2 separate regions of the Homo sapiens genome follow, and region 2 is linked to region 1. The links are chromatin contacts, found by Hi-C or POLR2A ChIA-PET in ENCODE. All regions are on one chromosome and are shown on one strand. Each heading gives the region's core, a stretch centred on a gene start or an enhancer-like site at or near the end of the contact. The rest is flanking DNA. Distances are from core to core; before and after follow the strand shown.

The links. Hi-C counts contacts between places; a loop is a spot of excess contacts on that map. ChIA-PET counts read pairs that join two places held with the same protein, here RNA polymerase II (POLR2A). Pooled maps may share reads with other maps.
Region 2: a pooled map shows a loop between it and region 1 (2.9-fold over the local background). The contact joins two enhancer-like sites. A Hi-C loop is called at or near these places in 3 of 50 pooled maps. POLR2A ChIA-PET finds 5 or more read pairs at or near these places in 2 of 52 experiments (AG04449 and GM12878).

The regions. Positions count from the first base shown.
Region 1 is chr1:6,740,924-6,745,423 of GRCh38, forward strand. No RefSeq gene overlaps it. Among named protein-coding and RNA genes, the nearest start is that of LINC01672, 18 kb to the left of the region's middle. Within about 2 kb of position 3,013, at least 22 of the 41 ENCODE cell types and tissues checked have a DNase peak (open chromatin) inside an H3K27ac peak, as active enhancers do; they include GM12878, where a contact is called at or near this core.
Region 2 is chr1:8,095,551-8,100,170 of GRCh38, forward strand. The region is part of intron 2 of ERRFI1-DT (ERRFI1 divergent transcript); the gene reads left to right. Among named protein-coding and RNA genes, the nearest start is that of ERRFI1-DT, 71 kb to the left of the region's middle. RefSeq lists enhancers at 1-118, 1,131-2,330, 1,696-1,745. Within about 2 kb of position 1,946, at least 18 of the 41 ENCODE cell types and tissues checked have a DNase peak (open chromatin) inside an H3K27ac peak, as active enhancers do; they include GM12878, where a contact is called at or near this core.

The DNA.
Region 1 (4,500 bases), core at 1,763-4,262:
ATGCATGACATGGCACAAGCCTGCTAACAACTGCAGCTTAAGGAGAGCAGGGTTCTGTGCTGGGAACCCTACAGATGCATAATTTCTTTTCTCTTTTTGACCCTGTGCTCCAAGATGCATAATTTCATTATTATTATTTTTATTATTTTGAGACAGAGCCGAGGCTGGATGCAGTGGTACCATCTCAACTCATTGCAACCTCTGCCTCCTGGGTTCAAGTGATTCTCCTGCCTCAGCCTTCTGAGTAGCTGGGATTATAGGTGCCCGCCAACAAGTCTGGCTGATTTTTGTATTTTTAGTAGAGATGGGGTTTCCCTATGTTGGCCCAGGCTGGTCTTGAACTCCTGGCCTCAAGTGATCCACCCGCCTCGACCTCCCAAAGTGCTGGGATTACAGGTGTGAGCCACTGCCCGCTGCCAATTTCATTAATCTTTGTAACTATCCTGTGGGAAAATATATGCGTTTCCTACTCCTGTTGTAACCAATGATCACAAACATAGTGCCCTAAAACAACACATCCATTTATTATCTTACAGTTATGGAGGAAATGGGTCTTACTGGACCAAAATGAAGGCATTGGCCGAGCTGTGTTCCTGCTCTAGGCTCTGCAGGAGAATCCCTTTCCTTGCCTTTTCCAGCTCCCTCAGGCTGCCCACATCCCTTGGTTTGTGGTCCCCTCCTCCTCCTCTTCAAAGCCAGCAGTGCTGCCTCTTCACATCTCGCTCTGACCTTGGCGGTTGTGATCCCATCTCCTTCTCAGACTCTGACTCTCATGCCTCCCTCTTCTAAGGACTCTTGTGATCCCACTGGGTCCACTTGGATGATGCAGGAGAGTCCCCATAACTCACTCAACATCTTTCCATTTCATCACATCTGTAAAGACCCTTTGTGGACCGGGCGAGGTGGCTCTCGCCTATAATCCCAGTGCTTTGAGAGGCCGAGGCAGGTGGATCACTTGGAGTCAGGAGTTTGAGACCAGCCTGGCCAACATGGTGAAACCCCGTCTCTACTAAAAATACAAAAATTAGCCGGGTGTGGTGGTGCATGCCTGTAATCCAAGCTGCTTGGGAGGCTAAGGCAGGAGAATCACTTGAACCCGGAGGTGGAGGTTGCAGTGAGCTGAGATCATACCACTGCACTTCAGCCTGGGTGACAGAGTGAGATTCAGTCTCACCAAAAAAAAAAAAAATAAAATAAAAAAAGACCCTTTGTGATATGATGTCACACATTCACAGGCTCGGAGGGTTAGGAAATGTATTCATACATGGTTGTGGGCCATTATTCTATCGGTCACAGAAAGGTGATAGATAAATAAACAAACTGAGGCTCAGAATGACCTGCCCAAGGGCACATGGCTGATGTGGAACAACTGGGATTTAAATCCAGGTGTGTCAGACACTGAGGCTTACTCATTTGGGTCAGCGTGTGCCCTTTCTGCAATGACACTCTTTCCCCCAGTGGTTAGTGGGTGCCTGTACTCCCCAAACCCACTTGGCAGCACCCAAACTGAGTAACATTTTTTCACACCTGTATTAGGGTTCTCTAGAGGGACAGAGCTCATGGAATATATATATATATATAAATATATATATAAACTTAATACTTAATAAACTCCCCTTTATATATTTATATATTATAATTATATAATATATAATTATACATATTAAATTATAAATTTTATATAAATATAATTATAATTATATATTAATATATTTATATTTACATAAATATATTTATAATTAATTATAAATATATTTATATATTATATATTTATATATTTATTTATATATAATATGTATTTATATAAATATATATATTTGTATATATCATATATTATATGATATATATATAAAGGGGAGTTTATTAAGTATTAACTCACACCATCACAAGGTCCCACAACAGGCCATCTGCAGGCTGAGGAGCAAGAAGAGCCAGTCCGAGTTCCAAAATTGAGGAACTTGGGAGTCTGATGTTTCGAGGGCAGGAAGCATCCAGCACAGGAGAAAGACGAAGGCTGGGAGGTAAGCCAGTCTCTCTTTCCACATTTTTCTGCCTGCTTACTTTCTAGCCGAGCTGGCAGCTGATTAGATGGTGCCCACCCAGATTAAGGGTGGGTCTGCCTTTCCCAGCCCACTGACTCAAACGTTAATCTCCTTTGGCAACACCCTCACGGACACACCCAGGATCCATACTCTGTATCCTTCAATCAAGTTGACACTCAGTCTCAACCATCACAACACCTGATGCAAAGTCACAGGCCGTTGGCTTTCATGCCCACCTGTATGGTAAGGCCAGGATTCAGAAAATGTTCCTCAGTCCCCAAACCAGGACCTCACCACACCCGAGTCACCACTGCCAACCCCCAACTCCCATCCCTATTTGCCCTCTGTGCCTGGCGGGGGGTTGGGGGAGTTTGTTTTGTTCCTCAAAATGTGGTCCATGGGCCAGCTGCGTCGGCATACCTGGGCACTTGTTGGAAAGGCGGGATCTCGGCCCCACCCTAGATCAGCTTAATCAGAATCTGCATTGTAACCAGAGCCCCCTCAGTGAGTCACGTGCACAGTGGAGTTTAAGAAGCTCCTCCCTCCAGGACCCTGCTCCACCTGGGCTGTCTTCTCACACCTATTTCTCCTCTTCTTCTGCCACCTCCGCAGGTGTCTCGGCTTGGATTCCTGCAGCTCGGGAGGACACATTAGGGAAATGTCTATGATGCTCTTTCTGCCTTAGCTTGTTAGAGTTGGCAGCAGAAGAGGCCCCTCCTGGTAGCGCTCGGCTGGGCCCTGCAGCTGGCTGGGGGAGGCCTCTCTGTGGCCACACGCCTGAGGTCTGGGCTGGTTCCCCTTGCTGCTGCCTCTCTCCTGGGTGGACAGTGGTCTAGAGCTGTGCTGGGGGCCCCGTCCTTCCTCCTATGCACCAGGCTCAGCGAGAGGCAAAGGCGAAGGTGTGAAATGACTTTGACCTTGGTGTTTAGGCAGATCCCTCTCACTCTGAAAGTGCTTCAACATGTTGGCCTGGTACGTTCCGAGCACTGTGGAGTTTTGGCAGAGTGGCCGATAAGTATTTTTAGTTCCTTCCTCCTTAATGTTTGCCAGAAAACCACAGTCATTACTCATGAGGAGGAGAAGTTTCCTCCCTCCCAGGCTCCAGAAGAGTCCGGGCTTGCCCTCAGATGCCCACTGAGCTGCCCCTGCCTGGGCTTCTAAGCTGTCTTTGAAATCAACATAATGCTAACACCTACAATAAAGCAGGATACCATATATTTTTTAATAGACTAAGACCTGAGCTTTTTTTTGTTAATTAATTTGGTGTTTTTTTTTTTTTTTTTTTTTTGAGATGGAGTCTTGCTCTGTTACCAGGCTGGAGTGCAGTGATGCGATCTCAGCTCACTGCAACCTCCACCTCCTGGGTTTAAGCAATTCTCCTGCCTCAGCTTCCCGAGTAGCTGGGACTACAGACGCGAACCACCATGCCCAGCTAATTTTTTGTATTTTTAGTAGAGATGGGGTTTCACCATGTTGGCCAAGCTGGTCTTGAACTCCTGACCTCAGGTGATCTGCCCACCTCGGCCTCTCAAAGTGCTAGGATTACAGGCATGAGCCACCGCACCCGGCCTTTTTTTTTTTTTTTTTTTTTGAGATGGGGTCTCACTCTGTCACCCGGGCTGGAATGCAGTGGCACCATCTCAGCTCATTACAACCTCTACTTCCCAGGCTTAAGTGATCCTCCCACCTCAGCCTCCTAAGTAACTGGGACCACAGTCATGCGCCACCACGCCTGGCTAATTTTTGCGTATTTTGTAGAGATGGGGTTTCATTACGTTGTCCAGGCTGATCTTGGACTCCTGAGCTCAAGTGATCCTCCCTCCGTGGCCTCCCAAAGTGTTGGGATTACAGGTGTGAGCCAGCTTGCCTGGCCCAATTTATTTGTTAAAATTCTAGTAAAATATACCTATCATAAAATGTAATATTTTAATATTTTAACCACTTTTTTTTTTTGAGACGGAGTTTTGCTCTTGTCGCCCAGGCTGGAGTGCAATGGCGCAATCTTGGCTCACTGCAACCTCCACCTCCCGGGTTCAAGCCATTCTCCTGCCTCAGCCTCCCGAGTAGTTGGGATTATAGGCATGTGCCACCACGCGCGGCTAATTTTGTATTTTTAGTAGAGACGGGTTTTCTCCATGTTAGTCTGGCGGGTGTCCAACTCCCAACCTCAGGTGATCCGCCCACCTGGGCCTCCCAAAGTATTGGAATTACAGGTGTGAGCCACCGCTCCAGTCCTATTTTAACCACTTCTAAGTATACCATTCAGTGGCATAAGTATATTCACAGTTGTGCAACTATCACCACCATTCATTTCCAGAGCTCTTCATCTTGTGAAACTGAAACTCTGTACCCATTAGACAAGAGCTCCCCATTCCCCCGCCACCCCCTTATCCTCTGGAAACCACCATTCTACTTTCTATGAATTCCATGACTCTAGGTCTCTCATAGGAGTGTAATC
Region 2 (4,620 bases), core at 696-3,195, 1.4 Mb after region 1:
ATAATGATTCCCAGTTGCTAAGATTCATATCGGCTAAACATTCACGAGGTTCCTATAACATGCCCTCACATACCTTACCTTATTCCGTGACCGCAACAACTTTGTGAGATCGTTTTATCACCCCCATTTTACAGATGAGGAAACTGAGTCTTGGAGAGGTCAAATAACCTCCCCAACCTCCTACTAGTAAGTGGCAGAACAGGGATCAAAACCCCAGGTCTTCTAGTCATAAATTCTCTGCCTTCCACTCTATCAAAGCTGCCCCATGAGGAAAAAACACCTAAAATTGACTCATCTCTATGCCTATGGAAAAAACCTACCTAACCCCTGAAGTCAAGGAAACTTAAAATTCTCCTGCCAGATAGACTTCAGCGCTGAAGGACTTTAGGTTTCAGAATCCCTTCTTATACACCACTCCCACTTTGGGGTCTAATGAGGCTACCACATGAAATCTATCAAGCAAATCTGAGATTTTCAGGGCAAATTGAAAAATCCATAATGTTTACATGGTCTAGATAAATTGTTATTGTTTATTTATATTCCAATTTCCTAAGAACTGATAGTAAAACTATCCTTACATGAACATGAAGAAAATTTCCAACACTCCAATATTATTTGTATCTACCTGTACTATCTCCAAGCTTTCCAGTTGAAAAATATAAAATCTGTGTTACTATTGGCCTCTGTCCCTTATTCCTGGACCTGGGCGTTAGCCTAGAGTCGCTCTGAAGTTAATGATTAAAATCTTTGAGTGGACATTCTCCACCGTTTCTTGGAAGCATTCTTGAGTTACCCGTTAGTTTCCAGTCTTAAACAGAGAAATACAGATACCACCTATTGGTAATGGTTTTTAGATCATGAATCTCCTTGTGGGATTACTTTGGAACATCTCCCCGCTCTTTATCGGCAGGCCGGATGGTGAAGGTCACTTCATCCTTTATCAGATTGTTATTCAACCACAATCCTTCTTTCAAGGATTCAGAAATACACAGGTTTCTACTAAAAGAAACGTCCATATCTTTAACCAATGCCTGTTTCTAGCACATTTCTCTAAGCGTAATTCTTTTTATCATCCAGATTCTTATGATTCATTCAAAAGAAATTTAGAGCCAAATCTGGCTTTTAAGCAAATATTTCTAACAAACTGACCTATTTTAGTATCACTCACCATAAGGTTATTTCAGGATGGTGAATGACAATATGCCAATGAACAGCAGAGGCTACCTTTTTTGATTCCTAAACAACCAGATTTTGTGAGACTACGTTTTTCTTCAGTGATTCATAATCAGTTTTGCAATTTGAAAGCAGTTTATGAGTCATTCAGTTTATGAATTTGTTGTCACTTCCTTAGAAAAGGGCTCCCTTTCCTTATAGCTTTTCAAGTTTAATTCAGTCGCCTGAAAGCTTTCATTTAACCTCAGTTTTTTCTGCTCCATGAAGAAAAACGATGTTATATATCCATTTTACTGTTACTATCAGGTAAGAAGGCCTAGGGACTAGTGACATCAATTCCACGAGCCATCAGTGTCCTGGGCTTTTAATTCACAGAAGAATGGATAGTTGTAATGAAAAAAAAATCTTATAAAAATACCAGTCCTGTTTTCTAAGTTTTAAATACAGATTCTCTGTTTTTAGTTATCTTGTTTCTGCTTCCCAATGCAATAAACTCTAGCCACCTGCAGGACTGCTGGATATTCTGATCTCTCCCTAGGATGAAAGAGCCACTTTAACTGGAAATCTTTACAACAAAACACCCTCAACTATTCAAGGAAGAAATTCGGTAGACTTCCATGCACGAGGCCTTTGAGAAGAGAAAATAGGCCCTCGTTCAGGCCCAGACAGATCATTGACAGCGTTTTTGGATTCCTTTTTTGATCAGGAAATTAGATCAACATCCTTATAGGGAAAGGTTCATTTGGGGCACAGGTGGGGCTCTTTAGTTAAAGTGTCTACTTCTCAGTCCATATTAGGCAACAGGAACTGCCTGAAAGGCACTTATTTTTCATTCTGTGTCATTCAACCATAAATGACTCAGTTCTGATATTATTTACCAAGCTCCTGTTGAACTCATAGGAGAGGCAGCTGTGCAGCACTCGTAATGCTAATCTTAATATAGTCTCAGCAGGGTATGCAGTCAGTGAGAAGTAAGACGGGTCATTTTTCCTTAAGATCATATTAATTAACTAGCTGACTCATCTCCCAGGAACTGGATTGAGTCCTCAAAATGCTTCATTTCTAAAATCATGGAGGCTTAATCTAAGTAATTTTACTGTCATCTGGTAAAGCTTATTAAAGCTTAAGGGTTTTTTTTAAAAGGCACACTTGAAAACTTAGAGGATTAGAGAAACTAAGGTAATTTTAGTAGCAGCAATGAGTATTTCATTTTTAACATTTAAACATTAATCTGGCATTCTGAAAGGCCTGAGATCTTATTGCTTCTTAAAATAGGCTTTGTTTTTTAGAGCAGTTTTAGGTTCACAGCAAAATTGAATGGAGAGTTCCCATATACTCCCTGCCCACGCAGGCACAGACTCCCCACTGCCAGTGTGCTGTACCGTAGTGATAAATTTGCTGCAATTGATTAACTCGCATTGGCACATCAGTATCACCCGAAGTCCACAGTTTACATTAGAGTTCACTCTTGGTGTTGTACATTCTATGGATTTTGACAAATGGATAAAAACACTTATCTACCATTATAGTATCATACAGAATAGTTTCACCGTCTTAAAAATCCTCTGTGCTTACCCACTCAGATCTTATTTTTAGTTTCAAAGTTAATGATCTAAATATGAGAACTGAAATCTGCAAATTTAAAAAAGCACAAGAACCCAAGTGTTTAACTTAAAATCAATGGTTCTTAAAAATCATTAATATAATGTAAAAATACTAAATATTAAATTTCAACATTAATCTTGAGATTTAATTAATTCAAAACATATGTCTGAAATGTACCTTTGCAGTAGCCATGAAAAAAATGTGTTACCTAAGTAAATAGTTTAAGTGTCTGAGAAACTTTTGGCCAAGGGACTGCAGTCACTATTGCTAATTCCCTGCTATCTGGAACTTAGCTACAATTAAGCAAATAAACAACAACAACAAAGGACAGAAAAATCTCTGAAAAATCCCCCCAAATTAGGAAAATAAGCAACACAGTTCTTTTCTTTTCTTTTTTTTTTTTTTTTTTTTGAGATGGAGTCTCTCTCTGTCACCCAGGCCGGAGTGCAGTGGCATGGTCTTGGCTCACTGAAACCTCCACCTCCTGGGTTGAAGCAATTCTCCTGCCTCGGCCTCCAGAGTAGCTGGGATTACAGGCATGTGCCACCATGCCTGGCTAATTTTTTTGGTATTTTTAGTACAGACAGGGTTTCACCATATTGGCCAGGCTGGTCTCGAACTCCTGACCTTGTGATCCACCAGCCTCAGCCTCCTAAAGTGCTAGGATTACAGGCATGAGCCACTGCACCCGGCCCAGCAACACATTTCTAAATAATTCATGAGTCAAAGAAGAAATTACAATGGAAATTAGAAAATATTTGAACTGAATGAAAATGAAAACACAATTTATCTAAATTTGTGACATGCAGCTAAAGTGGTGCTTAGAGGAAAGTTTATAGCAGCATTAAATACATATATTGGAAAAAAAGAAAGGTCTAAAATTAATGATCTAATCTCCTACCTTAAGAGACTAAAAAAAGAAGAGCAAATTAAACCAAATATAAGCATAAATAAAGATAAGAGTGAAAACTAATGAAAGAGAAGATGATAAAACAATAGAGAAAAATCAGTAAAATCAATAGCTAGTACTTTGAAAAGATTAATAAAAGTTATACCCCCTAGCCAGACTGATCAAGAAAAAAAAAAAGAGGAAAAACACAAATTACCAAAATCAGGAATGAAAGGCCATCACCATAGATCCTACAGACATAAACAGATTATAAGGGGATATTTTGAATAAATTGATGCCAATAAATTTCAAAATTTAAAGGAAATAGAAAATTTCTTTGAAAGATAAAAATTACTAAAACTGATTTGAGAAGAAATAGAAAATCTTAGTAGCCTTATATCTATTAAGGAAATTATTATTAGTTACTATTATTATTTTGAGACAGATTCTCACTCTGTCACCCAGGCTGGAGTGCAGTGGCATGATCTCAGCTCACTGCAACCTCTGCCTCCTGGGTTCAAGCGATTCTCCTGCCTCAGCCTCCCAGGTAGCTGGAATTACAGGTGCCTGCTACCATGCCTGGCTAATTTTTGTATTTTTAGTAGAGACGGGGTTTTGCCATGTTGCCCATGCTGGTCTCAAACTCATGGCCTCAAGTGATCCCCCGCCTCGGCTTCCCAAAGTGCTGGGATTACAGGCATGAGCCACCACGCCCGGCCTATTAAAGAAATTAAATTTGTAATTTAAAAACTTCTGACTAAAAAGATACCAGGCCCAGATGGCTTCAATGGAGAATTTTATCAAATATTTAAGAAAGAAATAACATCAATCATATGCAAATTTTCAGAAAATAGAGGGAGAAGTAATACTTTCTAACTCATTTTATGAAGCCAGAATTACCATGACAAAATTATTATAATAAAGAAAATTATAGACCAGTATCATAGGTGCAA